Regions from separate parts of the Mus musculus genome. Here all the other regions are linked to region 2. The links are chromatin loops, found by intact Hi-C in ENCODE. Cell type or tissue: left cerebral cortex. All regions are shown on one strand.

Region 1 (8,000 bases), 76 kb after region 2:
CCGGTCCATTTCTTTTATGGATTAAATCTCCTGTTTCTCCTCAAAATCTAGAATAACTCATGAAAACAATCACGCACCTAACAGAGACAATGCAAGAAGACAATGTTCTTCTTGACCTTGTTTTAAGCCGGATATGACTCCTATTGTCCAGATGGGTTTGTGTCATAGCATGCTGAAAAACATCTGTAGGAGTTTTCAGCCGTATACGTTTTATTAGATATGCTGGTTTGGTCTGTAGAGTGGAACACACACTTTTTTAGTGGCAGCATTGATTTTTCAACACAGCAGCAAATTCTTAAAAGCTTCTCAACAATGGAAGAAATCCTAAAATAATAACTATTTGCGAATTCACCTGTTCGTGTAAAAACACTCTTACATCCAATCTGAGAAATCGTCCCCTGAAATAGAGTTCCATCTACAACGGCAAGAAAGAGTGACCTTGATGGATGTAGAGGTTGCACATGTTTTGAATTCAGTTATAAGTTCCAAGATACAATTGGTAAGCAATCACAATTGCAACTGACACCTCTACTTTTAAAATTATCCCATTTTTCATCATTATTACCATAAAATAGAGTTTAAAGACACATCGAAAGAAAACAAAGCTCTTCAAGACAGCAAGGGGCTTCTGCTGTTGCAGAGCCTCTTCCTAGGAAGATGAGTGATGGTAAGAATGTAGACACTGAAGATAAAACACTGAGATGTAACCAAGAGTGTAGGTGTCTGGGGAAGGCCTTGGATATTACATAATAGCGAATATCTAAATAGTAGGGGAAGGATAACCACACCAACAGCAAGGGTTTAAGTAGCCTGTGTAGAAGAAAGAGAAGGTTAGGGTTCCCACAAGCCAGGCTGGAGAAACTCAGTTAACAGCAGGGAGGGTAGTGAGTTAATATCAGAAAGAAGGCAGGGGCACTGAAACCATTGATTACAGGTAACAGCCACTCAAAATCTGAGGCCTAGATGCCACCCCACATGAGAAACACAGAAGGAAGACTTACATTCACTCCTCCCATACCACTCGGGCTAAACCACTGACCCAGTAGTCCCAAGCATATAGTGGTGAGCGTGGGCACTGTCCCAGAGAGGCTCTAGATCTAGAGGCGTGGCCCAGCGGTAAAGAACTTGGTGCACTACCATGAGGATCTGGGTTTAGATCCCCAACCAGCACCTACAACAAACCAATCCAAAACCAGAGAAGCCCCAGACAGGTCTGCCATGGAACCTTCTGAAGTTAAATGATGTTATAGCCATTGTGTTCTGAGCTGAGAACCAAATCTAACAAGTTCACGTTCACTAACATACTCCAACGTAATAGAAAAAAAAAAAAAAGAGCGATTTCCGCTTCAGCATTAAATGTCCACTTTAGGCTAGGTTACTGAGGTTCTTTTAGTGTGGGGATCTTGCCATTCAGCCAACTCTAAATCTTGGTAAGCTCTTGTCAGTGTGCTCAGTAACTATAGCCAGTCGAGTGGCATGTTCACGATGTTTTCTGTTGATGCGATTACCTTTCTTGCTTTATGATAAGGGCAAAGAGAAGGAGACCAGGATTTCCCAGGCCTGTAGTAGGTATACTCTACAACAGCCCTATGAAGTACCATTTTCCACGTCACTGGGGGACACAGAAGGTGGCTAACTAGTGTGGGAAGAGCTCGATCATTTTTACTGTAATCTACTGTGGTCTCCTGACCAACGGAAGCGGTCAGAGTGAATCCAGAAATCCAGACCAGATTTAGAAAAGAATAAAACTTAGGAGGCTTGACCTCTCTGTGTTCAAACAACTTCACAGGTAATGCCAAATCTAGAAACTCCTTCTCTTTCCAAATTGGCTAGGAATGTATTTTTCTTCCCTTTTAACGGGGCTATCATCGTGTGTGTGTGTGTGTGTGTGTGTGTGTGTGTGTGTGTGTGCAGTGTACTTGTGGAGGTCAGAGGATAACCTTTTCTTTCCTCAATTTGCCTGGTTACAGGGATTGAATGAACGAAGGTCACCCGGCTTGCAAAACAAGAATATTTACCCACTGCACCATCTCATTGGTATAACAACAACAAAGTATTTTTTAAAATTAGCCTGGCATGGTAGAGAGAGAGAGCACTAAGAGGGAGTTAGGGTGTCCCAGATAATGAGGGGAGCCTAAGGAGGACTCAGAGGTGGTCCAGACTTCGAGGAAGCTCTAGTGCAGCCTTAGATAAAATTAAAGTACGTCTTGCTTCTGCTCTCAGAGAGGCAGCACACAGCCCGACTGGTCATCCGTGCTGCTCTACAGGAACCCAAGAAAAGAGCTTTGCAAGCTCAGAGCAACTCAGTGTGCTAGGTCTTCAACACCCAGGGCCTTTAAAATATCTCCCGCTGTCAGCCGATTTCACACAGAAATTTATTTAAAATGCAGTGAAATCCAGTGGAGGAAAAAAAAAATCCCTTGCATAATCCTGTTACTGAAGCCCACACAAGTGTCCACTTAGTTCTTGTTTACTTTGCTCTTTCATTCTCGGAAAGGATTGGTAGGATTGGTAGTGTTTTTTGGAAGGAAATCTCCCCCAGGGTTTCCCCATTAACATATTTTGACGTGCCTCCCCGGAAAGCCTGTTTAAAGAAAAACACATGCTCGGTGGAATTGTCTGTGTTCCTCGGGGTGTGTGTGTGTGTGTGTGTGTGTGTGTGTGTGCCATTTTGCAAGACTAATTATGTCTAATTTTTCAGATGTCACTGTATATCAGCCGACCAAAGGTTTCTCTAAATCGCAGTGTTTGTAGTGAGATCCCAGCCTGGCTTCTCCTCCCTCTGGATGCAGGGGTTATGTGGCTGAACTCTTTTCCTGTTTTAACAACTTGCCCACTAGCCATGGGACAGGGCCTGTTTCCTCCCTCCACCCCCAGGCCTCACCCCTTCCCTACTGCCACCCATTGAAGGGCTCTACAGTTCCTCTACCCTCTAGCGAGCTAACCGTCTTGGGGGGTCTGAGGTGAGGATACAGACACGGTGGAAGTGGGGTCCTCTGCTTTGGCCTTTGTCCCGGGTCTGGCTCTCTGAAGCCACCCAGCCTGAGAGATGGTTGCGGGATGGTCGGAGGACGAGGCACGTGGCCATCGGTGGGAGCGGGGACTCTGCACTCTCCGGGGCGCGGCAGGGGAAGCTTACCGGCGACGATGGCAGTGGCGAGGCTCAGCAGCACGAGCGAGGACAGCGCTGCGTGGGGCATGACTGCGCGGCGCCGAGAGCGGGCCGGGGGCGGTGCTTGTCGGGTGCGCAGCTCCCAGCTCAGTTGCGACGCCTCCCACTCGAGGCGGGGGAGTGGAGCCCAGGGTCGCACTGCTGGGACGCTCAGATCCCCAAGCGGCGGACACACCGCAGACTCCAACTTCTCTTCGTTAAAGATAAACTTCTCATTTGAACTGAAGTAATCTCAGACTTTCTAAAATGTTGCAAAAATAAATAGAACTTCCCGTAATCCTTGCGGCAGCTTCTCCAAATGTTAGCATCTTACATAACATCAGTGCAAGGATAGGAACCAGGACAGAGCATTGGTGGAGCACTGTTGACTAATCCATAGCACTTGTGGCATTTGACAATTATCTCTGTTCTAGGACCCTATCCAGGAACAAGCACATTTGGGTTCGTCTGATGTTTCTTCTTAGTAGAATTGTTTGTGCCCTTTTGGCAAGAATCATACAGAGGGACAAAGATTGATGGACTTTGGTTATTTAATGAAGGTGGTGTCAGCAACCGTAATCTCCCTTTTCACAATTCCCTCCTGGTGGACTATGCCTCTTAGAAAATATATCTCTGCCACTAGTTACTGTATCGAAAGTAAAGGAGAATAACGGAACAGGAAGGTTTGACTGGGATGGGGGTAGAAGCACAAGTTAAAGGAAGGAATATGGGATGGGACAGCTAACACAGCCTCTATGGGGCAGGAGAAGGAAGCGAAGGAAAGAGGAAGAGAGGGAGGGAGGAGAGGGGAAGGGAAAGGGGAAGAGAAGGAGGGGGGAGGGAGAGAGGAAAATTTTAATGGAGTTACCTTACAAGAGGGAAAGAAGATAGATACCACCTAGCAAATAAAACCCCAGTACCAAAAACGGGTTCTTCTTGAGTTGTTGCCAATGGAATCTCATAAAGCCCCAAGAACTACAGGTCAGTGCCAATAGTCTTGGCTATCTTCAGAACTTGTTGGTAAGCCCCTGTGGCCGAAGAAACCACATCGCTGAGTCAGGTAAGGTGGTCAAGATGGCACTAACTTGGAAGCTTCAACTCTCCCATTTAGCTTTCTTCGCTCCGGGAAGTGCTTGCTGTGCACACGGATGTAGGAGGAAATACTTCTTTCTCCTCCATTCGTGTATACAGCACACACCTCTATCTCATCCAGATATGAACCTTGTAAGGTACAGCAATGATGGGGCCCAACAAGATATGGGTACTGCTGTGGTAGTTGGATGAATGTCACAAAAGTAACCAACCATTTTATGATTGGATCTAAGTCCCGCCAGTACCATACCTGGCACTGTGCCAAGAACCTGTGGCTAAATAGATTGCAGTCCCTAAGGGGAAGCACAATGCTATTATTCTGCTAAATGGCCATAGTATTAAAGTAATTCCTAGAGACCTACTGCTTTGCCCATAGATGAGCGTATCTCTCAACCTTCATCAGAAAAGTGTCTCCTCACAGTAAATGGCAATTAATAGACACCTTCCACTAGTCAATGTCCAGAAAATAAGAAACCATGGAGGGCTTGGCCCTAAGTGGGATTTGCATATTGCACCCCTCCCCTCAAGGTTCAGGAATCTTTGAGGAAGAAAGGTCAGAAAGATAGTAAGAGTCAGAGCTCGTGGATAGCATCAAGGAAACTGTCTTCTGGACACGACTGGGCAGACGTACATGTAAACTCACAGAGATTGTGACCATATGCCTGAGATATATGAAAGCTCAACCCAGATAAAAATCCCACCACTGAGGCGCTAGCAGGGCACAGATTCTTACCAGTGGACGAAGACCTAATGGCATTTAATAGTGCTGAGAGAGGGAAAGTTAATTTTCTTTAAAGATGCGACCCTCTAGTTGGTTGACCACAATCTATATCAGGCTTCGCTCCCAAAAGTAGTAGGGCAACTCCAGTTGGGCTTTGATGGAGAGGATGAAATAAAGAAAGCTACAAGTTGGGTGGAAAGGGAGGAGGGTAGAGTGGATGGGTGTGAGAGGAACTGGGACAGGGGAGTGAATATAACTGTGGTGGTTTGAATATGCTTGGCCCAGGGAGTGGCACTATGAGGAGGCGTGGCCTTGTTGGAGGAGGTGTGGCCTTGTTGGAGAAAGAGTGTCACTGTGGGAGTGGGTTTTGAGACCCTCTCCTAGCCACATGGGAGTCAGTTCTTCTCCTGTTTGCCTTCAGAACAAGATGCAGAACTCGCAGCTCCTCCAGCACCAGGCCTGCCTGGATGCTGTTGTGCTTCTCGCCATGATGATAATGGACTGAACCTCAGAACCTGTAAGCCAGTCCCAATTAAATGTTGTCCTTTATAAGAGTTGCCTTTGTTATAGTGTCTCTTCACAGCAACAAAAACCCTAACTTAGACAATAACCTAAACATACTGTATGGAATTCTCAAGGAACTAATGAAATACTTTCTAAAGTCCATTTCGTTTGTCTGTGATAAGGACTATGCATGCCATTCTGGACTCAAACTCATGGCCCTGGCCTGTACTTCCCGAGTGCTGACACTACAGGCCAGTTCTTTTAAACTATGCTTTTATAAATGATGCAACTATACTTAACTCAGGGAGTAGAACAAGCAAGGCCCCTTGGGTAAGTAAGCCTCATATTATTGGTGTATAAAATCAAGTCAAGGGGTGGAGAGATGGCTCAGAGGTTTAGAGCACTGACTGCTCTTCCAGAGGTCCTGAGTTCAATACCCAGCAACCTCACGGGAGCTCACACTCATCTGTAATGGGATTTGATACCCTCTTCTGGTGTGTCTGAAGACAGTGACAGTGTACTCAGATACATAAAATGAACAAATAAAAACAACAACAATCTGTGACTTATTTGAAAAAAAAATCAAGTCAAACTCAATACAAAGAAAACAAGCGAAAGGCAGAGTTAGAAGATACTTCTTACTCAAGAAGATAAGCAGATAGCAAATGAGCTTATGAAGAGATGCTCCGGGTCACGTCATTAAAGGATTGTCAATGAAAGCAAGGATGACTCAAACCCCAAAGATCGAAGCCATGTGCTTGGGATGATGTGGAGCAGCAGCCCATTGCTGGTGGGAATGCATCGAGAATGCATTGCGCTGGCGACAGTGTGGTCCAGTCTTCTTTCACTGCACTCCAGGCTCAGCCCCTTCGTCCGAATGTCAAGACTTTGCTTGTTATTCACTTTCAGACTTCATAAGTTGTCAATAATGTGTTCATATACTAAACAAACACTGACAGCAGATTTTTCCAAGTGCATTCTGTTTAGCTATGGAAACATCTTGATTCTGGGCTCTTTTGCCCACTAACTACACAGCAACTCTGTGGAATCACGCAACTGACAAATTTCTCTTCACTGCCACCTTTGCATATTTATTAATGTGTGCTGTGGATGTGGTTTAACGCTTGTATGATGTTAACTGGGTCCTCAAAATTGCAGGAGAATCCACACGGTAAGACACTGAGTCCCCGCCCCCAGTTGGTTTTGATTGGTAAATAAAGTTGCTGGTGGCCAATGGTTGGACAGGGAGACAGAGGTGAGATTTTTTTTTAGGATTTCCCTGGCAAGGTGGGGGTGGCAGTGGTGGACTAGAGCTGCCGTGCCAGGAAAGGAGTAGCTACCAGGCCCGAGAGCTGCAGAACAGAGAGTATAGCAATCATGTAAGAGCCTGGAAAGGGTGGCCCCAGGGGCCCTCACCCCATCTGGGTCTAGGGCAACAACGATGGAATATAGATTTTTAGTAAGTAATAACTCAGAAATATTGGAGGGGAGGTGTTAGTCACATGGAGGTTTGGAGGTGGCTCAGCCATTAAACCATTTAAGGCATATTAAAATATAAGGCCGAGTGTGTGTGTGTGTGTGTGTGTGTGTGTGTGTGTGTGTGTCTTTCATTCAGAAACCCAGAACATTGGGGTGGGTATCAAAAGTTTCATGCTGCTGCCGCTGGGTCAGTTGGAGTAGAGATTAATTGGCAACTTCAACAAGTGTAGATTGGTTTGTGTTCAACTAATTTTCAAAGGCATCTTAGACATAGGATAGAATCCACCATCTAATGACTGGATCTAATTTAAGCTGTGACCTACTTCAGCTGGGGTTTTTGCTTTATTATTTGAACTAGAGAAAGGTGTGTTCTCTCTTTAGGCAGCCCCGGCACACTCTGCCTCTTTTTTCATGCTGAGACACGAGATATCATTTTCCGTGGGAGACAGCAGGAACACATCACTCTGAGTCTTCCTCTCTGATTATATCTCCTGCCTTAATTCTTTCTCTCCACCTCTCTCCCCTCTGGTCTCACTCCATCCCTCGCCTTCATTTTCCACAGCCTTACATTCCTCTTTTATTCCTGTTGGCCTCCATCCCTTTCTTCTGCTGCTTCTTCAGTTTCCACCCACCCCCCACCCTCATATTGCAACAACTAAGGACCACAAGAGAAACTCCATTTTCCCAACAGTTGTCATTACCCATGCATCTGGGGCTCCATGTACCTCTTCTGCAATCCTCTTCTTCCTACCTCAGTCACTGTGTTCTCCCAGCCCTGTCATTGTACATGCCAAAGGCATTCTTACAGTCACTGAGCCTTGTCTGCTTTCTTGTAAGAACCTCTTGCATCCTGCTGAGCAAGAAACCAGAGGCACTCACTGACTGACTACCAGCTAGAGACAAACATCTTCAAATGCATATCTGCAGCTCTTCCTCTGTAGCCTTAGAGAGGAAGACACGCTTCCTCATCTCAGGCAAGCCCAGTTCCTCTTTTTGTCAAGAGAGAACCAACTCTGTCGTCTCATCTTCTCCAAAATTGTCTTCCATCGATAA
Region 2 (8,000 bases):
CAGCCAGTCTTCTGGGCATACCTAAAAGGCATTTCCTGATAGGTTTCCCTGAGGTTGAGGACCCACCCAGAGTGGAGCCGTCATCATTGTATAGGCTGGGGACCCCGACTAAATGAAAAGGGATTGAGTAGAGCACCGTTCTGTTTCTTTCTGCTTCCTAACTGCAGAAGCACTGTGACCAGCCTCCTCACTGTCCTGACACCATCTCTTCCCTGCCATGCTAAGTACCACTGTGAACCGTGATACCAGTTAGAGTCTTAGGGCTTCCAGTGCTATGGCAAAACACTATGACCGAAGAAACTCGGGAAAGAATTTTCACTTACGGTTCCGCATTACAATCCATCACTGAGAAGTCATGGCTGGAGGCTGAAACTGATGCAGAGGTCACAGAAGAACACGGCTTACTCGCTTGCTCCTCCTGCTTTCTTACCCAGGACACCAGTCCAAGGTCGGCACCACTTACACTGAGCTGGGCCTTGCTATGTCAATCATTGATCAAGAAAATGTACCACAGGTTTGTCCACAGGCCTATCTGACAGGGGGCACTTTTATCAATTGAAGTTCCCTCTTCTAAAATAACCCCAGCTTCTGCCAAACTGACATAAAACTAGTCAGCTTGCACAGGCTCTTCTTTCCAGAAGTTACTTCTGTCAGGTATTTTGTCCCCAGAACAAGAAAAGTTATGAATACAGGACCAGACAGTGAGTATTGTCTCAGGCACTCAGTTCTGATTCTGTAGGAAGAAAATAATCATACACGTGTGATGCTAAATTTACAGTGTTGACTTAAGACTTCCGTACCCAGTTCTGCAATCAACCCTTACCTGGTAGATGCTGTGCAGGAGGTTTGTGTTTGTGGATCACATCTACAGCCTGCTAACTGTATGTGAAGGCGATTACTCTCAACGATGTAGATGAGCCTCATCCAATCAGCCTCAAAAGGACTGAGGATGCCCAGGAAAGAGGAAATTCTCCCTCAAGACTGTCAAAGACTCCTGAATCTACGTGCCAGCCTGCCTTATAAATTTCAAACTTGTCAGCCACCCACGACAATCGTATTAACCAACCCTTAAAGTAAATCTCCTGTTAAGTGACAGATAATGTGTGGTATACGACTGCCCGTGCTTCTCTGGAGAACCTTGACTAATACATAGACAATACATAAACTAATGGGCATGACTGCCTCATTGAAAGTATTTACAGTAACAGCTGGTGGGGGAGATTCAGCCCAACCTCCACAAACCCGAGTTGTGTCAATAATAAGAGATGGATGCTTTCACTAAACACATTTTAATTTTTTAAGATTTAACTTTTTAATTAGATGTGTATGTGTGTATCAGTATGATGGCTTGTGCAAATCAATGCAGTGCCCTCGAAGGCTTGAAAAGGGAATCGGCTGCTTTGCAGCTGGAGGTACAGGCACTTGTGAGACACTGGATGTTGGGAACTCCAAGCGCTCTTACCCTCTGAGCCAGCTCTCCAGCCCCACACCCTAGGTTTTAAGCAGTGTAAAAGGAACCTGTGCCCCATGGATTGGAAGTCATCTTGGCTAGGACAGAGTCTGGAAGAGCTGTGAGTGACTGCAGTCTCTGAAAATGAGACCTATGCTGAAGGTGCAGCGTGAGAGCAGTTTCTCAGGGTGGCAGGCTGGTTTCATTTCACGTGTTCTTATACTTTCAAGGCTACCTTTGGAGAGCAAACTTTTTGCTGCCAAAAAAAGCAGAAGTCAATTAAAGGAATGTTTTTAGATATTCATTTATTAAATTTTGCACTTTTTCAACAAAAATTGTTGAGGAAAATTAAAAATTTAGGAGACCATTAAATACAAGGGTTACAATGTTTGGCACAAAAGGAATTCTTTTTATCAAAATGTACAGCACAGGACTTTCATGTAACATTTATTACAAATAGGGACTCTTAATCTAGAAAAACGGGACCTACCTATACGTTTATTTTTATTAGTTTTTGTTTATTTGAGTCAGAGTCTCATAGTCCAGGCTGGCTTGGAACTCTGTAGCCCAGGCTGGCCTTGAACTTGTGATCCTCCTGCCTCCGTCTCCTGAGTTCGAGTGCTGGGATTACAGGTGTGCGCCACCATGCCAGGCGCTACCTATAAATTTAAATAGTAGATTGTCAAGTTAGTTGATGACCCCAGATTCACTTCTTTAGCCTAGGGATTAATAAGATTTTCATCTCAGAAGAAATTGGTATCCCAAAAAGGTTCTGTAAATACTTGTCTCAGCGTGGAGAAACCTGTTTGTCAGAAGATTAAGATAACCTATAATTGAAAATGATCAATTTGCAAAAAGCTAACATCACCCTATCTTCTCAATAGTAAAGAATGCATAGAGGAGCTCCTAAGGAGGTTATATGGTATAAAGGTGGAAAGAGCAAACAGGTAATTTGAAATCTGAACGAGAACTCTAAGTACTCAGGCAGATTAAACAACAATAACAACAGTGCTTAAACCCAAGAATCAGGGCAGGATGAACCCGGCCAGATGACAGACAAGTTCATAAGGCAGAGGGATGAAGAGAATAAAGGCCACTAAGACAGTGTCTTAGGGAAGGAAGTAAAGAAGTGGAAATTAATGAAACGGTGTTGGCAAGAGGTCAACAGAGACCCTTGAAGTCAGAAAGGAACCACAGCTGTACGGACAGATCATCAAAGGGCTAAGAGAGAGTGCTGCAAACCAAAGGGACGGTGTCTAGTTTGTTTAGAGGAATTCTGATTTCAGATGCTTGCTATCAAATCCTTTGCTCCGATTATTGTTTTGGAAACAATAGTCACTATCTTACCTAGATTATATCCATAATTCCTAGTAAAGCATAAAATGTCTTTAGCACAACAAAATTTCAATAATTATTTATTGACAATGATAAATTACTTAAAAATTCACAGCAGAGAGTAAATCAATCTCAATCTCTGCCCCCACCCTCTCTCTCTCTCTCACACACACACTCCCCTAACTGTTCTCAAAGGATAAGCACATGTCCGTGTTTTATAGCTATTACCTAGCATTAACTAAGAATTAGAATCCAGAGCCCGTGAGGTGGCTCAACACCTAAAGGAGCCTGCTGCAAAGCCTGCTGGCCCGAGTCTGAGTCCCAGGAATCCATGGCAGGAGAGAACCCATTCCCACAAGCTGCCCCCGACCTTCACACAGGCTCTAGTGGCCAGCACCCCTCCACGTATACACACACGTACACACACACACACACACACACACACACACACACACAGAGGAAGCTGGCACCACACTCACCTCTCACAGAATCCTCAGCACTGAGAGGAGACGAAACCATAACCGGCCAACACCTGCACTGTCCTTGTCAGGGGTTCTGTAGAGAAGTTCCCACTAACTACGTTTGTCTACTATAGCTCAGGAAAATGGTGCAGTCGATCCTCTTAACACAAAATAAACTGGGAAAGATGTTCAAGGGGTCTCCACAAGGTTCAGTTCCAGAAAGGCCGAATGGTGGCTTAGACACATAACGTAACTGTTAACAATTATGGAACGCTTGCTATGTTCTAAGAACTGACAGATCCCCTCATTTAATCCCTTCAACACCACCATGAAGTTTGGGGAGCATGGCGGATTAGGGTTCCCTAACCCACAGGAAGAAGCCTGGGTTAAGGAATTCTTGGCAACATTAAAGAACTGCTGAAGACAAAGGTAATCAGACAAAGTGCTGAGATATGAACCCATGAATTCTGATTCTTAAGGGTGTTACACGGCCAAACAGAATGGAACAATTATTTCTCTTAAAAGGACAAATTACATCTCCTCAAAAGTAATCTGTACTTAATTTTATCCTTTACCAGACACTTTGTCTACTACATGCCCTAAAAGGATGACACCTGGGTGTCAACTTTAACAAAATTAAAAAAAAAAACAACCCAAAACCCTTAAGTTTGTACGAAATTTATTAGTGATGAGTGAAGAAAAATGAGAGATGATTACTGACTGTATATATGTATATATACATATGTGTATATATATATATATATATATATATATATATATATATATGTAGCATTTCACTTAGTCACTTAGTGGAATTATGTAGATCCAAGTTATTCTTTGAAACAAACACCCTTAAATCAAATAGGTCACTTAAAAACCCAAGTGCCCTCCCTGTGCTTCCAAGTTTTAGTAAGAACTTACCGTTAAACAACTTGCGTTTGGTCCATCATTGAAACGCCACATAATTTGTGGCTTTTCCCATACTCTCTTGCATTTCTTAGTCCTCATTTACATCTTAGTTTAACCACATTCACCGTGGTTTCTGAAAGTTTCTTCTCGTATTCCTCAGACTACGTCACAGATTCCCTCGCTCTTTCTAAATAAGTGAATGTCTGCTGCAAAACCTGTAGCTGCGCTCTCAGAGCTTAAAAAGCCCGATTTTTTTTTTTTTTTTTTAAGATTCCGAAGTGATCGTCCAAATACCCCGTCGCTACAACTTATTTACTCCAGGGAAACTGCCAGCAGCAGGGTGTAGGAATCAATCGGAAGGCTGTAGTAGGTGGAGGGAGAGCTGTCAAATCCTACAAGGTTGGGCAGGGAGGACGCGCCGGGGAGGCTCGAGGGGAGGTGGGGGAAAGGCAGCGTCGGACTCCATTCCGTAAACAGTCCCTGCGCCACTTGCCGAGCGCAGAGAAAACAAAATCCACCCCCGCAACCAGCCGGGCGGGACCCGGAGCGGCGGGCCTGGTAGGGGCCCGCGGCGGGCGCGGGAGCCAGGCGGGCGCCGAAGCCCCTCGCACTGCGGGCGGCGACCGGCCCGCCCGGCCTCCCGCGCCGCGCCGCTCCGGGCGCCCGCACGCCCGCACGTCGCCGACCGTCTGCGGCCGCTTACCGTGGCGCCTCGCAGCTTCCCCCGAGGCGGCCCTCAACGGCTGCCGCAGTCAGAGCACCACCCCGCGGCGGGGCACGTCTAGCCCGCCCGCAGCTCCCGGCTCCCCCGCAGCGCCGCCAGCGCCGCCGCCGCCGCGGCTCTCGCGAGAAGCGGGCGAGCGAGCGCGCAGGGGGCGGGGGAGGAGGAAGGGCGGGGCTGCCAACGGCGGCGGCCACTTCTGCGGCGCATCCGGAGGGGCGGCCGCCATTGTGCTTCGTCGCCGACTTCTCTGCCGGTAGCCCGAGAGCCGAGCCGAGCCCAGCGAGGAAGGCGGCGGCGGTGTGGCTGCGGCGAGCGCGACACTCCCTGCAGCGGAGTGCTCGGTGGAAGAGGGTAAAGAGCGGCGGCGGCGGCGTGGGGGGGAGGGGAGCGCTGGAGTGCGAGCCACCCCCACCCCCACCCGGGACCCCGGGGGCAGGGCGGGCGGGCGGGCGGGCAGATGGTGCGCGTCCCTCGGGGACCCGCGACGACCTGCGGCGCCGGGCGGCCGTAGTGCGGGGTCGGCTCACCCGGGATTTCGGTCGGTTTCCCCCAGTCCCCTCGGAGTAGGTGGAGGGAGGTAGGCCTCTCGGTGGCCCCGCACCGGGAGTGGCGTGACACGGGCATGTGAGGCAGGAAGGCTGGCTCTCCTGACCCGGGGCGAGACACGGGTGTAAGGGGCCGACTCTAGACACGCAAGGTGTGAGTAGTAAAATGCACCCTCACCTTGGAGAAACTGCGTAGTGAAGAGCGCGCACGCACACACACACACACACACCCCGAAACCACTACAGTGAACACCCTCCTTCTCCACCCCCCTACAAAAGTACGTGTTGGTATATGGGGGTGGAAATCCGTGTGGGTCATAAACATGACGTCACGATCAGTGTGAAAACAGTTTAAAGAGCGGGTCCGGGTCACACGCCATTCTGTAGTTTGTGTGTGTGTGTTTTTATTGTCTTCAGTGTCCTTATTTTTTAAGTCCCACCCCCCCTCCCCCGTTTGTATCCAGAACGTAGGGGTGAGTACCGAGATACCGTCCTGATTGACAAACAATAGTACTCTCACTAAAAAAGGTAGATCCTATGTAGTCTCACAAGATAACCCGAAATGGGGTCAGTATTTCCTTTTGAGGAGCTTTTGTGTGTGTGTGTGAGTGAGAGAAGCAGCAGTTGTGCTGAGGCAGTCGCAATGGAACCAGAAACTCTGGCATCGCCATGACCATAGTTATTTTACCTCTTAAGATCTCCTAGTTGAGATGAGTCCCCTCCACCCCCGACTCCTGGGATGCCTTTTTTAAGGAGATAGTGTGTGAAGCAGTCAGCAGAGCAGGCACACTACAGGGCATAATACTTGTACTGTGGATTTTTAATGACTTCAAACAGAAGGAATTTACCACCAAGTTTTATCATCAAGCATTCTGGTCAGAACGAAACTTGGACTTTGTGAGTTGTGTCCCTATAGCTTCATGTTTTTATGGGTTGATTAGAGGGCTCTTACCTTGTGTTTCCCGCTGGCACTGAACTCATGATGTTATCCAGACCCACCTCTAAGGTAAGATACTCTTGCTTAAGCCTTCTGAGCTCCGGGATTGCTGTGCCACCAGATCAACACCACCACACACTTCTAGTTTTGCCCTAGATGTTTGGTACACCATCCACCTCCCTCCTTCACGCCCTCCTCTTTCTCTCATACCCGAAGATTTTTTTTTCATTATTTGACAGTTTCATATATGTATATAATGCAATTCAGTACCCCCCATTACCTTATTTTCAGTTACATGATGGGTCAGATTGTCTTACACAGTGTAGGGTCTCGGGCATGCTAAGCATTTGCTCTCTGAGCTATATTCAAGACCCCTCAACCCAGGTCAGGTGTCTTGAATAAGGAAGGTTGTTTTCTCATATAACTTCACAGATTTTTCTGTGTTCTACATGAAGGTTTTGGATAATCAACTTGAATGTGAGCCATCTGTAGCCTTTATGCAGTCAAATGTTATTCCATATCCATCTCTCACACACCTGTCATCTGTTATATCCACGTTTTAATATATTTTAGGAAAGTAATGGTCGAGTGGAAAATTTATCAAGTAGTGTAAGCATTGTTTGGTTACCAGGTTAGAACTTCCCTTTGCAGGAATGAGCTTGACGCAACATCTTCCAACAACTCACAGTTTAGTCATCAGACCAACGCGTAAACATGCACCTTACTGCCTTCCTTACTGTAAATACTGTACGGACAGACTGTGGGGTGGAAAGAGGGCACACGCTTGGACAACTGTAGAGTGCTTGAGCTAAACTGAGGCTTGGCTAGGACCTGCTGTGATGATGTGCTGTTTTGGGAGGTGACAGGGCTTTCCGCAGTGGAAAGGTAATGAAGGAAAGTTAGAGCTTAGCAGTGAAGACTTGGATTAATAAATTAGAAAGTTTAGTGCCCTGTGCCATGGGGTGGAGAAAGAGCTGTTGTACCCAAGTAAAACTATCTTTATCTTTGTTGACACATTCTTCTGTGTGTCTGTAAAATACCTGGCAATACTTAGAGTGTATAAGCTTGTATCAAGCTATACCTTTAAGCAACAAATTAAGTCATGAGCTGGTAGACTGTAGATCAGCAATGGGCCAAATTAGATCACAACCTAAAAAGGAACAAGTTCCTACTAAAGTTCTTAGATCACGAAAGGAGAATTCTGTTTGCGTTAATCCATTTATCTATTTTTTTGTTTTGTTTTTACAAAAATTATTAGTAAAGTTGCTGAGATTGAATCCAAAAGAACTGAGTATAAATGGTAAAATTGCTTTATAATTTGACAGTAGACTGAGATTTGATGTTTGTGATTTTTAATTTTCTACACTAACATGAACTTAATGTGGCCAAAGCTGGTTTTACCTGTTCTCAAGTATATTTCCTCTGACTACTGGTTAGACTAGATAAGTTTGAATGGCAGGTTTTAAAATCACCTCCTCCCCTGTGCCCATTTTTGCCAGCAGCTGTAGAGAGGCTCAGCTTGTAAAAGCTAGTAATCATGTATTTCTGAGTTGGCATGAAGAACTCAATTGGTTTGCAGTTGCTGAATGAAGATTGAATTGTGTCACCCAAATAGCAAATTGATTTCAAAAGGTTATCT
Region 3 (8,000 bases), 680 kb before region 2:
TAGCAGGGCGGCATTGCCAAAAACCTCAGGCAGGACGATGCTTATCTGTGTAGTTGAAGGTCCTCAGGGAGAAACTGTTTCTTAGAACACAAACAAACACTTGGTCAGGTTTTAAATGCTGGGTCCCAAGTAAAACCCTAAACTCTGAGGGCTAAGGTGGCTCCTGGGGAGGTTTGTGGTGGGGGAAAAGGAGCTGTCAACTTCTCCATGATCCCCACTGCCAGCTTGATGACCTCAGTGAGAGTTCAAGGCCAGCCTGGACTACTTGAAACTGCACTTCAAAACAAAAACAAAACAAAAGCCAAGAGGTGCTCCCCACTCTTCTTGCTGATGGGTTGATGCTACGTTTCGATATGGTTTGTCCATTCTGAAACTCCTGTTGGAAATTTGGCTGCTACTGTGGGTGTCTCAGAAGGTGAAGGCTTTGATGCAATAGTTAGAGGAGAATTACAGCCTTTCCTGAGGGACTGAGTGTACGTTTGAGTGAGAAAGTTGTGATAAAGTGTACCCACACCCCGTGTTCCATCTCTTACACAGATTGCCCTTCGGTTCTCTGCTGTGTTCTGACCCACACACGTGGTCATGGATTCCAGAGTCACGAACTATACCCACCGCTACACTTTTTAAGTTACAAGGTCTCAGATGTTTTCTCATAGCAACAGGAAATGGTATATGATTGCGTGTAACTGATTTATCTTCTCTGATGGGGTTTTGTGGGGTTTTTTTAGAGCTTCCTCCATGGGAATCTTTGTCACAACTCACAGTACCTAAGAATGCTTTACATGGCCTGAGGTCATGGCCCCGCATCCCTATATCCTTGGCAATGTACATGTATGTCCTATGTACATACAGAGAGGATAAATATGTCTTTCCATGGAAAAGAGGGCAAAATCTGGAAGTCCATTTTTGTTCCATAGATGGTGTCCACGGCCTAACTTTGAAATATTATGCCTATCGCAGCTCAACACGGAGCTGAGCCTTCCATTGCAATATCCTGCTATGGTTACAGATTCAGAGAGCATTTCCAGGGCAAACAATGTAAGAGATGATGCTCAAGTGCTAAGAATCGCTGAGTCCCTGAGTTTTAGGTTTGTTTGTTTTGTTTTGTTTTGTTTTGTTTTTCTTTTATAACCCTGGCTGTCTCTGAACTTGATCTGTAGACCTGGCTGGCCTTAAACTCAGAGATTACCCCTGCCTATGCCTCCCAAGTGCTTGGATCAAAGGCATACACCATCACCACCCAGCAGGTTTTCATAGCTTTGACAAGAGTATTTAACTCGTGTGTGTGTGTGTGTGTGTGTGTGTGTGTGTGTTCGTCCCAATCTGTTTTCAAGCTGAATATTGGAGATAGTTCTTCAGATTCCCTTGCGCAGTAGAGCAGTTAACAAGGACTTTTTCTCCCAGTCAAAACTCTGGGAAGCTAGGCATGGCAGTACATGACCATAGTCCCAGCATTCAGGAGGCTGAGGCAGGAGGGTCATGACTTTAATTCCAGCCATGGTGACACAGTGATGCCCTATCTCAAAAGTAACATAATATAAATGGGTTCCTTTCTTCACAACTTAATGTCTTAAAGGCCAGAAGCCTGCTACGTTGTATCACTCTCTCCTCCAAAGGGCTTTTGGGACCCAAGTAACTTGCCGTTCATTTTGTGCATAGACTCTCCAGAATGTCTGGAACACAGAGGAGTGACTAACAACTGTGATGAAAACAGAATAGCCTGCTTTACAACAGCAACCTCTGCAGCAGGACTTCACATTTATAAACCATCGCTCATACAGTTTCTCCTTTGAGCCCTATGAGGCAAGCCACTTCCCACGGGAAGGAAAGCTAAGACAAAAGGAAAGACTAACAGTGGGAACTATTAGGTACTGAGTGGGATTCTGTAAGGACGTTTTTGTTGACTTACTTAAGACTGAGAGTGAACAGAAACAGTAGACCTTGTTATTCCAGTAGACCGGGCTTCAGAAAGGGGCAGTGACCGGTCTAAGGTCACACAGCAGCAAAGTGTCTCTTTCTGCAGTCCCACACATTTAGCTTTCTCTCCTGAACTAGAATTTGATCAATAACTTATAAAATGCCCTGCTATTCACTCTATGTCTGGGGGGAGGGGAGGACTTAGGAATTTTTTTTATCCACTGCTTTTATTGAATATTAATGCCAGAAGAAGACAGAAGGCTAAAAGGGGTAGACCTTTATGGTTCCCACTGTTGGCGTTATTTAAGGCTGGGTGAAGAAGCATGGGGGTTTGAAGAAACAGCCTTGCCTCTCATTGCGTGGCTTTGTAAAATTGGTGCTTTGGGACCAGAACCTCGGGGTAAACACCAAAGCCTTTCAAGTGAGACAAACCCCAGCTTCCAGTGCCTGTGTTAGTCGTTAGGAGCCCAGAGCACACAGCCCACAGGAGGCTGGTGGCGTCAAGTTCAATGCTAGCACTGTCCTGTAAGTACTTCCAGAGGCTGCTCTCTGCCCTTTGCCAGTTGCACATTAAACAACTTCCTCAGCCCAAGGGGCCCCTCTGGCAGTTCTCCTGCTGCACGGTTCTTTCTACCCCATTCATTCTCTCTTGAGCTTTAGGGAACCTCAGCTCGCTCCTTTTGCTGCATACAGAGTTATGTGCGTGCGCGCGCGCACACACACACACACACACACACACACACATGCTTTCCTTAGTCCTTTGTATCGCCGACCTCAATACCTCGAATCCCAGGGCAGCCGTTCATTCGTAACACACCGCATTCTTTGCTGCCCTTTGGCACCGTTCAAATATTCTCACTGTCAGGCCTCTCGAAAGCCTGAGTTGCAGTGGACTGGATAGTCCAAGTTCAGATGCTGGATAATTGGCTGCCCAGACCACACAACAGAGTGAGGATGGGCCAGCCAAGCCTGACAACTCAACACCTTTCCAGAAGGAACCCGAACCACCCAGGGCCATGCCTGAAGCTTTCCTTGACAGACATCCCAAGACCCTGGCGTTCCAGCATTCAGAGGTTCCCACTGCAGTTCCACGGTTGCCACACACAAGCCACGTTAGAGTTATTGTACAGTACCAGTAACTCTACAGCTGGACAGCACAGCCCATGGCACATGGCAGCAGGGAGGAGCTGAGGGGTCCACTTTCACCCGACCATCACCCCCTTCCCCTTCTCCTCTGAGCAGTGTCTAATAACAGCCTTATTCTTAACAGCTCTAAAGTAGAAATAATTCAAATAGCCATCAGCAGGATGAAAGACAAACTGTAACCATCCCTACAATGAAACAGACAACAAAAAAGAAAGTAATTTATGTTGCACAGAAAGCAGCCAGATTTAAAAGGACACTGTACACAAAAATAAGAACAGGCATGCTAATTTGTCAAGGGATACAGCGTAACTTTTGGGGGTTGTGAAAAAGACCTCTCATGTCCTGGTTGGTATTTATATGGCTACATGTGCATTTCAAAATTCTGGAACTTCTCACTTAAGATCAACGCAGAGATGAGAGTGTAGTTCAGTGGTGGAACAATTGCCTAGCATGCTCAAGTCCCTAGGTTTGCCCTCCAGCACCTCTGAAAAAAAATTATAAATAGTATTGTGTTAAATTTCACGTCAATGTGAAATTACATGTTTTATATTTTTATATCATTGTCATCATCACCATCATCACTGTCATCGTCATCATCATCATCATCTCAGTGCATCATCACCAAGGCCAATGGCTTCAAGGAGAACTGGAACAGGGTTTGTGGCTGTCTGGGATGTACCAGCTGCTCTGTGACTCCGATACCTCATGGTGCCCAGGAGAACTGAGCATCTGCTGTTCCAAACCTGGTGACTCTGCACTCATGACTCAGACTGACTCCCAACTTGCCAGTTCTTTCTACTGCTGTTTCTATCTTTACTCTCCACTGTCATTTCAGTTTTTCTTCCTTCCCTGATCCCTGCAGGGCATGAGGTTGAATGATGATTAGCTAACCCTTCCCAATGGCACGGTCTCTGTGGGAACCAAGGGTCTGTCCACCTAAATCCAGTAAGGCTGAAAGCCTCTGGTCTGTCTTCTTAGATGTAGAGTTACCTCTGCCTGTACAGTTTTTCTGCGTTGCCCTTAAGAGCAGATGACAGGGGCTCATGATACATTTCATGGTAGAATCTGGCACCTGTGTGGCTGTGTGGGTGGCTGAGTACTCGAGGTGCCAGAGTCAGGCATTATAGTTATCGATGGCTCTGCCATAGGGCAGCAGTGCCCTTGCCCGACCCTTGCCCCTTTGTATATTTGTAGGTTGTTTTTGGGGTACACCTCTCTGCCACAGTAAGAATTCCTACACATACACTTTATACCTACAGTATCTCCCCCAAGATTTGGCTATCTTACTGACAATGCAATAACTTCACCAGAACCACAGTTAAATATATACAGTGCCAACAGTTAACTCGCCAAAAATTAAGAGAAAAGAAAAGTTGTTGATGAAGCAAAGCTGGGGGAGGGCATGACCTCAACAAAGTTCCCATCATGCTTTAGCATGGCTCACAAACTTCCCATCATTTCCAGCACGGCTCAGGTAAGTTTAGGAAGGAGGGGACTGGTTGGAATGAGGAGGCATCAAAATTTGCATTCATGGGTTCAAGGCTATGGGGGTCTAGGAAATGCTTGATGAACAAGATGTAGCAGTTACTGACAAACCTCTCAGCTGACTCCACTCCTGCTCTTTCAGGACTAAGAGTTTTCTGGAGTAAGTGATGAATTTATTTGGGCTCCATCCCAGCATTAGTTAGCACAGGACCCCTAAACTCTGATTCTTAGTTCCCAGTGAAGTATCTGTAAAACCTTAAAGTAACTTCTTACACCTCTCCATCAATCATAAAGCCAGCCACCATGGGAGGCATTGCACAGGTTATAATAGCGTGCAATTGGTTCGTTGTTGTTGCTGTTGTTGCTCTCTCTCTCTCTCTCTCTCTCTCTCTCTCTCTCTCTCTCTCTCTCTCTCTCTCTCTCTCACTTTTTCTTTCTTTCTTTTTAATTCCCAAGAGACAGTGGGATGCCATATAGTATATATTTTTCAGGTCCTTTCCATTCTCTTGATTTTGTGACACAATGAACTTCTCAATTTAATCTTTTGTAAAATAAGGATAATTTTACCAATTTTGATGAAGATTAAGTAGCTTATATAAGTTTAAAGAGCTTGGAAAAATAATAGCTGTTATTATTATTATTATTATTATTATTACCTCTTTTCTCTAGTCAAGGCATGACATTACAGCAATCTGGTGAGTCATTAATATGCCCTTTTTTCTTTTTTAAATACAAAGTCTCTCTATGTAGCTCTGGCTGTCCTGGAACTTGCTCTGTAGCTGCCCTCAAAATCCCAGAGATCCTCAGGCCTCTGCCTCCTGAGTGGATTAAAGAAAGGCACATGCCACTATGCCTAACTCATTAATATGTCTTAATAAAAATTTTAAATTATTTATTATTATTATTTTTGGTTGTGGGGGGCAGTGAACGTGGGCATGCATGTGTTATGGAGAACACGTAGAGGGAAGAGGACCTCTTCAGGAGTCGCTTCTCTCCTTCCCAGCCGTGTTCTGTGGATCCAGCTTAGCCCCTCAGGCTTGGGAGGCAGGTGGGCGCATTTACCCAATGTGTTATCATCTTTTCCTCTGTGCTGAGGACTGACTCATGCCAAGCAAGCACTCTGCCATGAAGCTATCTTTATTCCAGACCATTGACAAATTTTTCAGTTGGCCTTGCCCTAAGTCTTTTCTTTACCCAATTTTTAACTCTTAGCAACAAAGCGCCGTTAAAAGCAAGTACTGCCCTTCTTGAGCTCAGTTCCCAGTACCCATGCCTCGTGGCTCACAAGCATCTACACCCCAAGCTTATATTCCAGGGAGAAGCCTCCAGCTTCCCTCCTCATTGGCTGAGCACAGCACTTTGCCAAGATGGAGGTCTAGAAGATAGAACTCCCCTCATAGCCTCAACGGCTTGAAGCCAGTGTTCCATTAGCCCTAAAGCCAAGAACTGAACACATCAGCTTGGCACCTGGAATCAGGTCGATGCTCCAGCCACAGGTCCTTTGCCTGGATCCATGGAAGTCAGACCCAGCTTTAGCTCCTTCTAACATGCTTAGCAGCATGATCTGTGATGGAGGAAGGCATCTTTGGGGGGCAAATGCCCACATTTAATGCAACTTTAGAGTGTCCTTTTATCTACTTCCAGCTAGAATTTCATGATGTAAAATGACCCTGACTGGAAGCATCTCTGCCCACTCGTTTAACCTTTTAACTATGGCGCATGTGTGTGCTGTAGTTACACAAAAGAGCAGGTAGCTTCCCCCCACCCCACCCCACCCCGCCCCCGGACCTTGGTGGTACTCATCACAGGCCTTTCTGAGCCTTGGCCATGGCTGCAGAACATCACAAATTCTGCTGGCGTGGGGGAGGAGGCCCCCTGTGAGCGAAGGGACAGATGGATGCAGAAGATGAGGCTGAGCATCCCCACCCCCTGCCTGGCTTGTCCTGGCAAGTTCTCTCACTCATGAGACACAGCCTAGGGATTGCAACAGCCACCTACCTCCCTGGTGTCCCCACCCCCACTCTCTCCCACTGCCACTTGCCCTGTATGAGGCGTCTCCCCCTCAACACAGAATCCTTTTCCACAGGCTGCTTACGGCTCCTTGGTCGGCTTTGTGTGCGACTGGAGGCAACGCGGCTCTTCAGCCTGGCCTAGGGCCCTCCTGTAGGATACCAGACACAGTGTTCCTGGTACCCCCTCTCTAGACTCTACCTTGAGCACCCAGAATCTCAGAGTTTACTATTCTTTCCTCTTGCCTAACTCTTATTCACCCTTCAAAACCTGCTCAAGTCCTTCCCTCTAGAAAGACTTTCCCGAGTCCTTTATAGGAAGATATGTCACCTCCTCAGGAGCCCCTTCCTGGAGCGGAACATAGCGCTCATGGGAAAGGAGAAACTACCTTAACTGTGATATGGGGCCTCTTGCCTCTGGAATCTTCTGGCTTCCCTCTCAGGTGCCCTTTCCACTCTGAGGTCCCTCTCCATCCACAGAGGCCCCGCAGATCAAAGCCAAGCGTCTGCTCGAGTGTGGCAGTGTGCGGCATATGAAGTCTTTACAGCGCTGTTGTCTAATCTGAGAATGAGAGGTTGGAACCCAAGGGCGCTGCAGATTCACTGCACTTCTAATTGTCTCTAAGTGATTAAAGGAGCAATTAGAAACCTAGGTGTTCCCAAACAGTAGGAAAATCACTTCTGAGTAGAGGCCCTGTTGGAGGTTCACGTGACAACCTGTTTATCTGTGGCCGCAGCCTAGCAGCAACAGCAGCTCGCCTGTCCTTCCTGACACAACACCCCCACCACTGTGACTCAAAGCTCCCTTCAGAGTTGCCAGCTGGGCTCCTGTGGCTTTGCTGTATTAACTTTGATGCCTCCCCCGCAGCCACCGCTGCTACAACCTGTGTTGTCCAAATTGTTCGTGTCTTACCAAAACAAAAAGTCTCCTCTTTCCTCATTTTCTGGGCCACCACACTCTGGACTACCTGAAGAGCCAGCTGGGGCCTGAGCATTTTGTGTTGGTCTCTCTTGGGGATTCTTAGAGACACTGTGACTGAAATACATCACACAACTCTAGGGGGCCTCCTTCATGCTAGGGTCATTATAGACTTGAGCACACAGTAGGATTCTTTTCTTAATCCTATGAAGTTATCTATCTATTCACATATTCATTTACATATCAGAGTTTCTTGGGATGTTTCTCTCTCTCAGCTATTATGAATAATACCAGTATGGGTATGAGTGTACAAATTAAAATTGTTTTGAGACCAAGTGTTGCATGTAGCCCACACTGCCCTCAAAATTACAAACTTCCTGCCTCTGCTTCCAGAGTTTCAAAATTACAGGCATATAATCCCATGCCTAGCTTTTAAAAATTTAATAACACAGCAAAACATTTCATGATGGCTGACTCCTTTGGATCATTGTCCTGGTGCTGGTTGTACAACTTTGACTTTGCGA
Region 4 (8,000 bases), 210 kb after region 2:
GCCAGATCAGAGGCATCTTGCTTAAGCACTCCCTGTGGGGGTGGCTTGGATAAACACTGCCCATCTAGGCTTGCTCCAGGCCAATCAGTTTTTCCCCAGCCCCAATCGAAGTGTGACTCTAGCAGCCAGAGCTCACTCCCCGCTGACTGAGTTCTGTGAGTCTCTTCCCATGTTTTTCCTTTCGTTCCACACATCCCCTGGCAGGTTCCAGGGTCTACTGGGAAAGAGGGCTAACCATTAATTAAGCATTAACTAATTGATTAATTAACTAAGAGAGCTAATCATATCTATGACTTAGATTTCCAGCTCCCACAAAGCCCTACGCACTAAGAAGTTAAAGTTCAGACAGCCACTGGGGCCATGCCCTCATCAGGTGAGAGACAAAGAGAGGAGCTCCAGGCCAGGCACAAACAACAATAAAGCTGTAATTTCAGGGCTGGGGAAGAGGCAAGAGGAAACAAAAGTGATTCTTTAACTGGTTGTCACATTAAATTTAAGATTTATCTATTTAAAAATATCCAGGAGCGCATACAGTGAGTCAAATGTAGATAGGAGACTTAATGGGTGCAGTGGAAAAGACATTTATTAATCTTCAAACTCATTGATCATTAATAGGAAACATTAGAAGAAACACAGATTGGGATTCTTTTTAAAAAGCGATATTGGAATTCATTGCTTTTCATCAATCCCGGAAACGGATGATAGCATTTTAGATGCATTAAATTTGGTCCATCATGCTCACTTCACAGTGGGAAGAAAAACAGCACTTGAGTGATTTTTTTTTCCCCTTAATTTGTTCTAAATTATAGCGAAGTGCCCTGCAAGAAGCAAGTGCTCATGTTAATTAACTCTGAGTAGAGAAGGTCACTGTCACACGTGGGGGCTCAGTTTCTGGCTTTCGTGAGATATTCTCTTCTGCAATTAGAACCTTCATCAGGAATTAGAGGCGTATGCAGATTCTCTCTACTTTACCCAGCGCTTCATGTTTGGGCACTTTTGTTGGCTCTTCTTTAAAAACACTGAAGATGTAGTAACAATAATGAGATGAACCGCCGGTCATGGTGGCGCACACCTTTAATCCCAGCACTCGGGAGGCAGAGGCAGGCGGATTTCTGAGTTTGAGGCCAGCCTGGTCTACAGAGTGAGTTCCAGGACAGCCAGGGCTATGCAGAGAAACCCTGTCTCGAAAAACAAACAAACAAACAAACAAACAAACAAACAAAACAAAACAAAATAATGAAATGAAGCACACAGTCTAGATATTTATTTACAGGTATGCCTGCAGTATTGGCCTTTTCTTTGAGCCTGAATCTTTTGTAAAACCACATGCAAACAGCTTGACAGTGCTTCACAACATAAAGAGTTAACAAGACTGAATTTCGGTTGTCTTATGTTGAACTGTTAAGACCAGACATGAAATTATAAATGCTGTGCAGTCTGGAAAATCACCCTCCAGGATCCTCGGAATTCCATTGGGGCTGAGAGAGCTATCAGCAGCTGAACCCATACTTCCAAAACACACAGAATTTTTAAAGGCTCTAGTTTTCAGTTACCCCTAGTTTCTTAGAACGTGTGCTGTTATTTTTTTTTTTTAATTGGATGTTTGCTTTATTTCAATTTCAAATGTTTTCCCCTTTCCTGGTCTCCCCTTCGGAAACCCCCTATCCTTTCCCCCTTCCCTCTGCCTCTATGAGGGTGCTCCCCCATCCACCTACCCACTCCCATCTTCCCACCCTGGCATTCCCCTACCCTGGGGCATCAAGGCCCCAGGGTCTCTCTTCACACTGATGTCTGACAAGGCCATCCTCTGCCACATATGTGGCTGGAGCCATGGGTCCTTCCATGTGTACTCTTTGGTTGGTGGTCTATTCCCCAGGAGGACTGGGGGTGGGGTCTGGCCTGTTGACAGTGTTGCTCCCCTCATGGGGCTGCAAACCCCCTTCAGTCCCTTCTGCAACTTCTCCACCGGGAAACCCCGAGCTCAGTCCGATGGTTGGCTGCGAGCATCCGCCTCTGTCTTTGTCAGGTGTGCAGTTATTTTTATGCCTCAAATTATGAACGCACATGTTGATTTTGTTGGTCATACAACACATGGCATGATACAGGTGTTAAACTGAAATTGTTTATGTCAATTAATATTTGAATGGTAGACATGATGAGGAATCCAGAGTCTCTTGCCTCTTCTGATCCACTCCAGTATCAACTGTGAATCACTATAAAAAAATTACTTCAAATGGATTTAGCCACAATGTAAAGGTAATTATATACGTCATTCCTTTGGTTGTGTTTGTTCTGGATATCCAGACGTTAACTATATATTAATTTGGCCATTTTAAAGAGGTAAAGAGACTTCAAGACTAAACAGTCATCTAAAGAGACCATTCAGGTGTGGAGCTTTCGATGACAATCAAACCTGAATGGCTCTTAGAATAGGAAGAACTCAAGATGTTATTAACTGAAAAAAATCCAAGACTTTCCAATTCTTGGGAGTATCTAAAGATACTCAGGTCAGTCACAGGGGAAAAACTTACATATATAGATATTTTAATTTTTAATGGTCCCAAGGTCTAGTAAATTTTTGATCAACCCATGGTCAAAGACCCTTCAGGAAAATAATATATTTTAAAGGGATGAATATTAATCATGAGTGAATTTTTAATCCTATGTTTTTTTTATGCTGTAGTTATGAAATTAAGTTCTGGGGCTTCTCTAGAGGACGTGGGTTCAAGTCCCAGCACCCACATGAGAGCCCACAACTGCCTCAAACTCCAGTTCCAGGGGATCTGGCACCTTTATATAGAGACATACATACAGGCAAAACACGAATGCACAGTAAATAAATAAGAAATCAAATTCTGATTAAAAATAAATGTGCATTCCACTCCTAACCAAGAAGCTATTTACAATTGATACCTGCTGGGAGAAGGGCAATCAATTTTCTCCGTTGGAGTGATACTGGGTATATCAACCAGTTGGCCAACACAAAATGAATGCCAAGGGTTGCTTTATGTGTGTGATTTTTGTTTTGTTTAGTTTTTTTTTTTTTTGGTCTTATTATTTTGTTAGTTTATTTTAATTGTACTGTTGTTGAGAAATAGAGAGAATATGAAGTCAGGTGGGGAAGGAGATGGGGAAGGTCTGAGAGGAGAAGGAATATGGTCAAGATATACTGTATGAAAAATATTTTTAAATTAATGAAAGAAGAAGAGATCTATGAAAAGGATTTTAAAGGGTTCATATGTGAAAAAAGCGAGTCCCTTAGTACTCTATGTTTCTGAAATTTCAGCAGTGGGAACAAGTGCAAATTGGTTCATGGGGACAGGCTTCAGGGAAGGCTCAACACAGGATTTCAAAACAGAGCCTTGACAGCAATCTCATCTCTTTCAGCAAGGCCACGGCTGCAAGGGCATACTTTTGTCCACTTGTTATGTGTGATTTTATACTTTTACTGGGAGGCTAATTGACCACAGCTTCATCAAATCCACCAAAATAAAAGGAAATTTAATTTCACTTGAGAGTTTTTTAAATTGAGTCTTTATACCATCCGGTTAGTTCTTTTGAGTCATAAATATATAACTGCTACCTAATATAATGTTCTTTTAAAAGTTAAGTCCTATGACTTGGAAAACAAAATGAGAGTCAAGTGTCCCAGTGTGTCAGCCACATAACAGCAGTAGCAAAGAGCTGTGACCGGGAGCTGTAGTCGTTGTAATAGTCTACAGGGACTCTAGTCTTCAGGTTGTACTGATAAGGATCCCAGTTTGCTGTGCAGAACACATTCATACTTTTTCTCAGAGCGCCCCCTAGTGACGAGTGGCAGGTAGCACCAGGGCCATGGATTGTACTGGCAGAAATACACAAGGAGGCAAGCCTGAGAGTGCCCATGTTTATCCCAGGGACCATACTTAATTTTCATAGCTACCTCCTGTCGTCTGTGTATAGATTGCTTCCCTGGGAATAACGTGTCATGAGCATAGAAGCCACCCTGACTGGTTCACCCCAGGACTGTGCTAGAACAGAAGATCTATCTTAATAAAGACACCCAGTAAACACTCAGACGGCAAGTAACCTCTTACTCTTGATTATGGAGACACTTTTATTTATCATAAATTAATGACAGAATATCAAACCTGTGACCTTTTAATACACAGGAAATATACTTTAAAATTTTAATGTGTGTGTGTGTGCATGCACATATATGTGTGGGCATACTGAGGCTAAAGTCTGACATTAGGTGTCTTTTCCCATGATAGTTTTTGAGATAAAGTCTGTCACTGAACCTGAAATTCATCAGCTTGGCGAGACTGGCTGGTGAAAGAGCTTCTGGGATTCGCCTGGTTTTGTCCCATACCCACCCCAGAGCTGGGGTTGCAGATGTGCACCACTGCACTTAGTCTTTATGTGGGTACTGGGGATTTGAACTCAGGTCCTCAAGATGGCACAGCAGATACTTTACCAACTGAACTGTCTCCTGGCCCCAAATATCATACTCTTAATCCTCATTAACCAACCAATGGCATCAACTAATCCAAGACTAAAAGGAGATGGTCAGAATGGACAGTTTATTTTAAAACACCTTCTCCAGGGTTGTTTTATTCAGTATTTTTTCAACATCTTGTTTAGTTTGGTTCTAATGGGAGCACAATTCAGATCTTCACTTTTTTTTCTCTTTAAGTTTGAGTTACATCTATTCTGTAAGCCCTGGTTAGATTACATATTGCCAGGTAGTGGTGGCACACACCTTTAATCCCAGCACTTGGGAGGCAGAGGGTTTGAGGCTAGTCTGGCATACAAAGTGAATTCTAGGACCGCCAGGACTGTTTATACAAAGAAGCTGTGTCTTGAAAACAAAACAGAACAGAACAATAACAAAAGATTGTTATATAGTATTTTATAATTTTAGATTTTAGTTTTTAATAAGTAAGGCCCATGAACTTTGACAATATTAAACTCTCAATGCATTTCTTTAAACTTACCTAAAAGATATCTTTAAATCAAGGTAATCAATTAACAGGTGAGGGTTTATGGCACAGTTTAAACTGTATGGTTGTTCTTGAGAGTGCCTGCCTACTGAGTTCTTCATATGTAGGAGAAGGTGGTATTTCTCCCACTTAACTTGAGAATCAGATCTAATATAACTTTGTCATTCAAAGTATTAGTTGAGAGCTCAGAACCTGAAGTCTAAAATTTAGGATTTTCCCAAACCACACCATTTAAAAATGGTTGATTTAGAATCAAACAAGCACTGACTGGCAGAAGTACCATCCTGTCATATGGAGTGAGAGGACACGCCCCCTTTCTCTTAATGTATCGAGTGTACCTACACACTGAATGCTTACCAGACTGGCCTGAGAATTCTATTTAATAGTTCTTGTCTTTTAAAATAATGGGCCTTTTCAGAATGGGCCACAGTTAAAGGAAATGAATACGTTAAATCCCATCTGATTTGGTTAAGATTCAAAACCAGTGCTTGAAGATTAATTAAAACAGAGGCGCAATTCACACTATAACGGCATCTCGTTAAGGGGAAATGCAGATAGGACGCCCTTTGTGGCCTCTTTTGCTCTCTGTAGCTGGAGCATCTCTAACTTCTTCATCATTGGTGTTCTTCTCAAGATCAGAAATGAGAATGTTCTCTTCTAAATGTGCTGTGCTGAAGTTGAGTGTGGGGTAGTAAGAACCCCGAGACCCCGTGAGTCTCTGGAAGATGTCACTTTTCTGCTTATATATCCAGAAGCAAAGCATGAAAATGCCCAGGGCTATTATCAACGTCAGCGTTACTGTGACAGGAACGATGCTGTGGCTTAGTCCTGGAGAAAGACAAAGAAACACAGAGGACAGATACTGTCACATGCCTACCTTCTATCGTATTGATTCTAAGAAATATCTAAATATTCTTTCCCTTCCAAACCTACCTTTCTCTGGCTGCGCCGTTACAGCTGGGATGCCTAAAATCAAATAATAAACAAATATTTCTTTAAATTCATCTAAGTTATGTTATGTATTCAAGCAAAGCAAGAATCAGACTATTGCTCATATACCATGCCTAGTATATGAATGATGTTTTATTAGAGCTCTGATAGTCATTCATTCATGTATTCTCCTCTGTGTGTGTGTGTGTGTGTGAGAGAGAGAGAGAGACAGAGAGAGACAGAGAGACAGAGAGAGGTGTCAGTCTTATACCATGGTACATGCACCATGGTATGTGTGTATAGGTCACATGACAACTTGTGGGTTCTCTCCTTCTACAATGTGGGTTCCAGTGTTTGGATCCAGGCTTGGCAGCAAGTGCTTTCACCAGCTGAGACATATTGCTAGCCCATGAGCCATTTATATTGATAAGTATTGGTGTTCATAACACAAGTGGTTTTTTCTCTTTCTTCCCTCATTCCTTTTAATTTACTAAAGCCAAAAGATTTCCATATAGTCTCAGAACTATCATAGCAGAAATATATGCAAGACATGGTCCTTACTAGCAGGAAGTCATCTTTTTGTTGGGATTAGATGGAGAGTTTGCCCAGCAGTAAAAGCCCTGCTTGTCTGTATGTAACATCTTTACAGTCAGCACATTTCTCATCTGTGATTCCCAAGAGTCTGGAAAGGAATCCATGGACTCTCCATTCTGAAGTGACACAGTTTCTGTTTTAGGGCATTTTACTGTAAGAACATTTTTCATTTAAGAAGACTATCTCAAGGGTTAACATTTAACCTCTGCAATTTCAGGTCTAGGAACAGAAAAGAGGGAGGGAGGGAGGGAGGGAGGGGGAGAGAGAGAGAGAGACAGAGACAGAGAGACAGAGAGAGAGACAGAGAGAGAGACAGAGAGAGAGAGAGAGCGAGTGCTGGAGAAGGAGGGTTTCTGGGAGTCTGAGGTCAGTCTGGACTTTGTAGCAAGTTCCTTGATAGGCTGAACAAAGGAGTAAGAGCTACTCCAGGAAGCTACATTAAAAACAAGCAAACCCAAAAGAAATCTATCTGGTCTTCCATGCAGCCTATTTGGACAGGCACTTTTCTCACCGATAGGATGAGTATGTTTGAACTGATCCAGGGCCTTGAAAAGTTGCCATACTTTAAAACTGGACATTATGGGGTGGTGTTTTTGATTTGCTCTTGATGCTTAGATGCCAGGGAAAACGTGGGCATGCTGTTAGCCTTTTGTCTGCTACAATGTTGCCGCACTTTGGGGTTTCAAGCATCCTGTGCTCCTGCTGGCAGCCCTTTCTCTTTCTTTGCCAGTGTCTTGTCAGTCTTCCTACTTCTCCCTGTGTTTTCAGTCACATCATTTAAATCACCGGCACTGTCCTTTGCATCTGGTGAGTGTATTTCACTGTGGGTGTCTACCCTACACACAGGGCATCCTTTGCTCCACCCGGAATCTCAGCTCCATAGCTAAGCACTGGATCCAGCCTCATTGGTCAGCACCATGTGTATGGTACTCCAGTCTAGTGCATTCTCCGTGGCTGCTTTTTAGTAATGCTGGGCCTTTGGTTTAACATATCTGTCCTTCTTTGTTCCAGCTCTCTACACTCCTCCTCCTCCTTCAGAGCCCAGCGTCTCATTTCTCTGAAGCCTTACCCAGGAGCCCAGAGGCACTCTAACCTTCCTTCTTCCAAAACGAGACTCTAGGAATAGTCTGATTATCATAAACGCCAATGGTCCTCATGGTACGCTAGCTGAGGAGCCTCCGCTGCTGTTTTCAAATGGCTAGAATTTTCTGGTTTCACGTTCTAAAACCAATTTCTATTGCCGTAAACCGTATTGCTCACCATGGACTCAAATATGACCTTCTTGGCAAAGTCTACTCACAAGGCAGAATTATACCTACTTCTCCGTAACAAATACACCAAATAAACAGAGGATATTTCCTACGACCAAAGATGACCCTACACTTTCTCCTAGCATGGCACAGCTCTTTTTGGTGTAAACTGCATGTCTTATTTCATCTATATGATTAATGATTTCCCCCCCTTCATCTTAGAGGAGCTGAGATGTTCTGACGT

The links. Peaks named below come from ENCODE experiments on the same cell type or tissue, not always from the same donor. Only the 100,000 strongest peaks of a DNase experiment are listed, where the experiment ranks them.
Region 1: it touches region 2 in a loop (4-fold over the local background); 2 of 42 quality-filtered maps call a loop at or near these places.
Region 3: a loop joins it to region 2, with 3.0 times the contacts of the local background. A loop is called at or near these places in 7 of 42 quality-filtered maps.
Region 4: it touches region 2 in a loop (2.8-fold over the local background); 2 of 42 quality-filtered maps call a loop at or near these places.

The regions. Positions count from the first base shown.
Region 1 is chr2:60,280,921-60,288,920 of GRCm38, forward strand. Cd302 (CD302 antigen) reads right to left here and starts at 3,564. Exons shown (of 6, transcript NM_001290660.1): 1 at 3,140-3,564. The coding sequence starts at 3,200. In left cerebral cortex, a CTCF peak has its summit at 3,362; DNase peaks (open chromatin) are centred at 2,444, 3,273 and 7,813; H3K4me3 peaks cover 1,323 bases; H3K27ac peaks cover 1,077 bases.
Region 2 is chr2:60,204,855-60,212,854 of GRCm38, forward strand. Marchf7 (membrane associated ring-CH-type finger 7) reads left to right here and starts at 5,082. Exons shown (of 10, transcript NM_020575.2): 1 at 5,082-5,230. It also overlaps a transcript of Baz2b not described here. In left cerebral cortex, a CTCF peak has its summit at 4,919; DNase peaks (open chromatin) are centred at 4,602, 5,003, 5,561 and 6,074; H3K4me3 peaks cover 2,595 bases; H3K27ac peaks cover 1,827 bases.
Region 3 is chr2:59,527,212-59,535,211 of GRCm38, forward strand. No RefSeq gene overlaps it. Among named protein-coding and RNA genes, the nearest start is that of Gm39831, 19 kb to the left of the region's middle. In left cerebral cortex, no CTCF peak of the experiment used is centred here; DNase peaks (open chromatin) are centred at 1,728, 3,796, 4,121, 6,511 and 1 more place; H3K27ac peaks cover 377 bases.
Region 4 is chr2:60,414,493-60,422,492 of GRCm38, forward strand. It overlaps Pla2r1 (phospholipase A2 receptor 1), which reads right to left. Exons shown (of 30, transcript NM_008867.2): 29 at 5,916-5,948; 30 at 3,051-5,810. The coding sequence ends at 5,521. Among named protein-coding and RNA genes, the nearest start is that of Gm13580, 7.0 kb to the left of the region's middle. In left cerebral cortex, a CTCF peak has its summit at 3,811 (motif pointing left); a DNase peak (open chromatin) is centred at 3,799.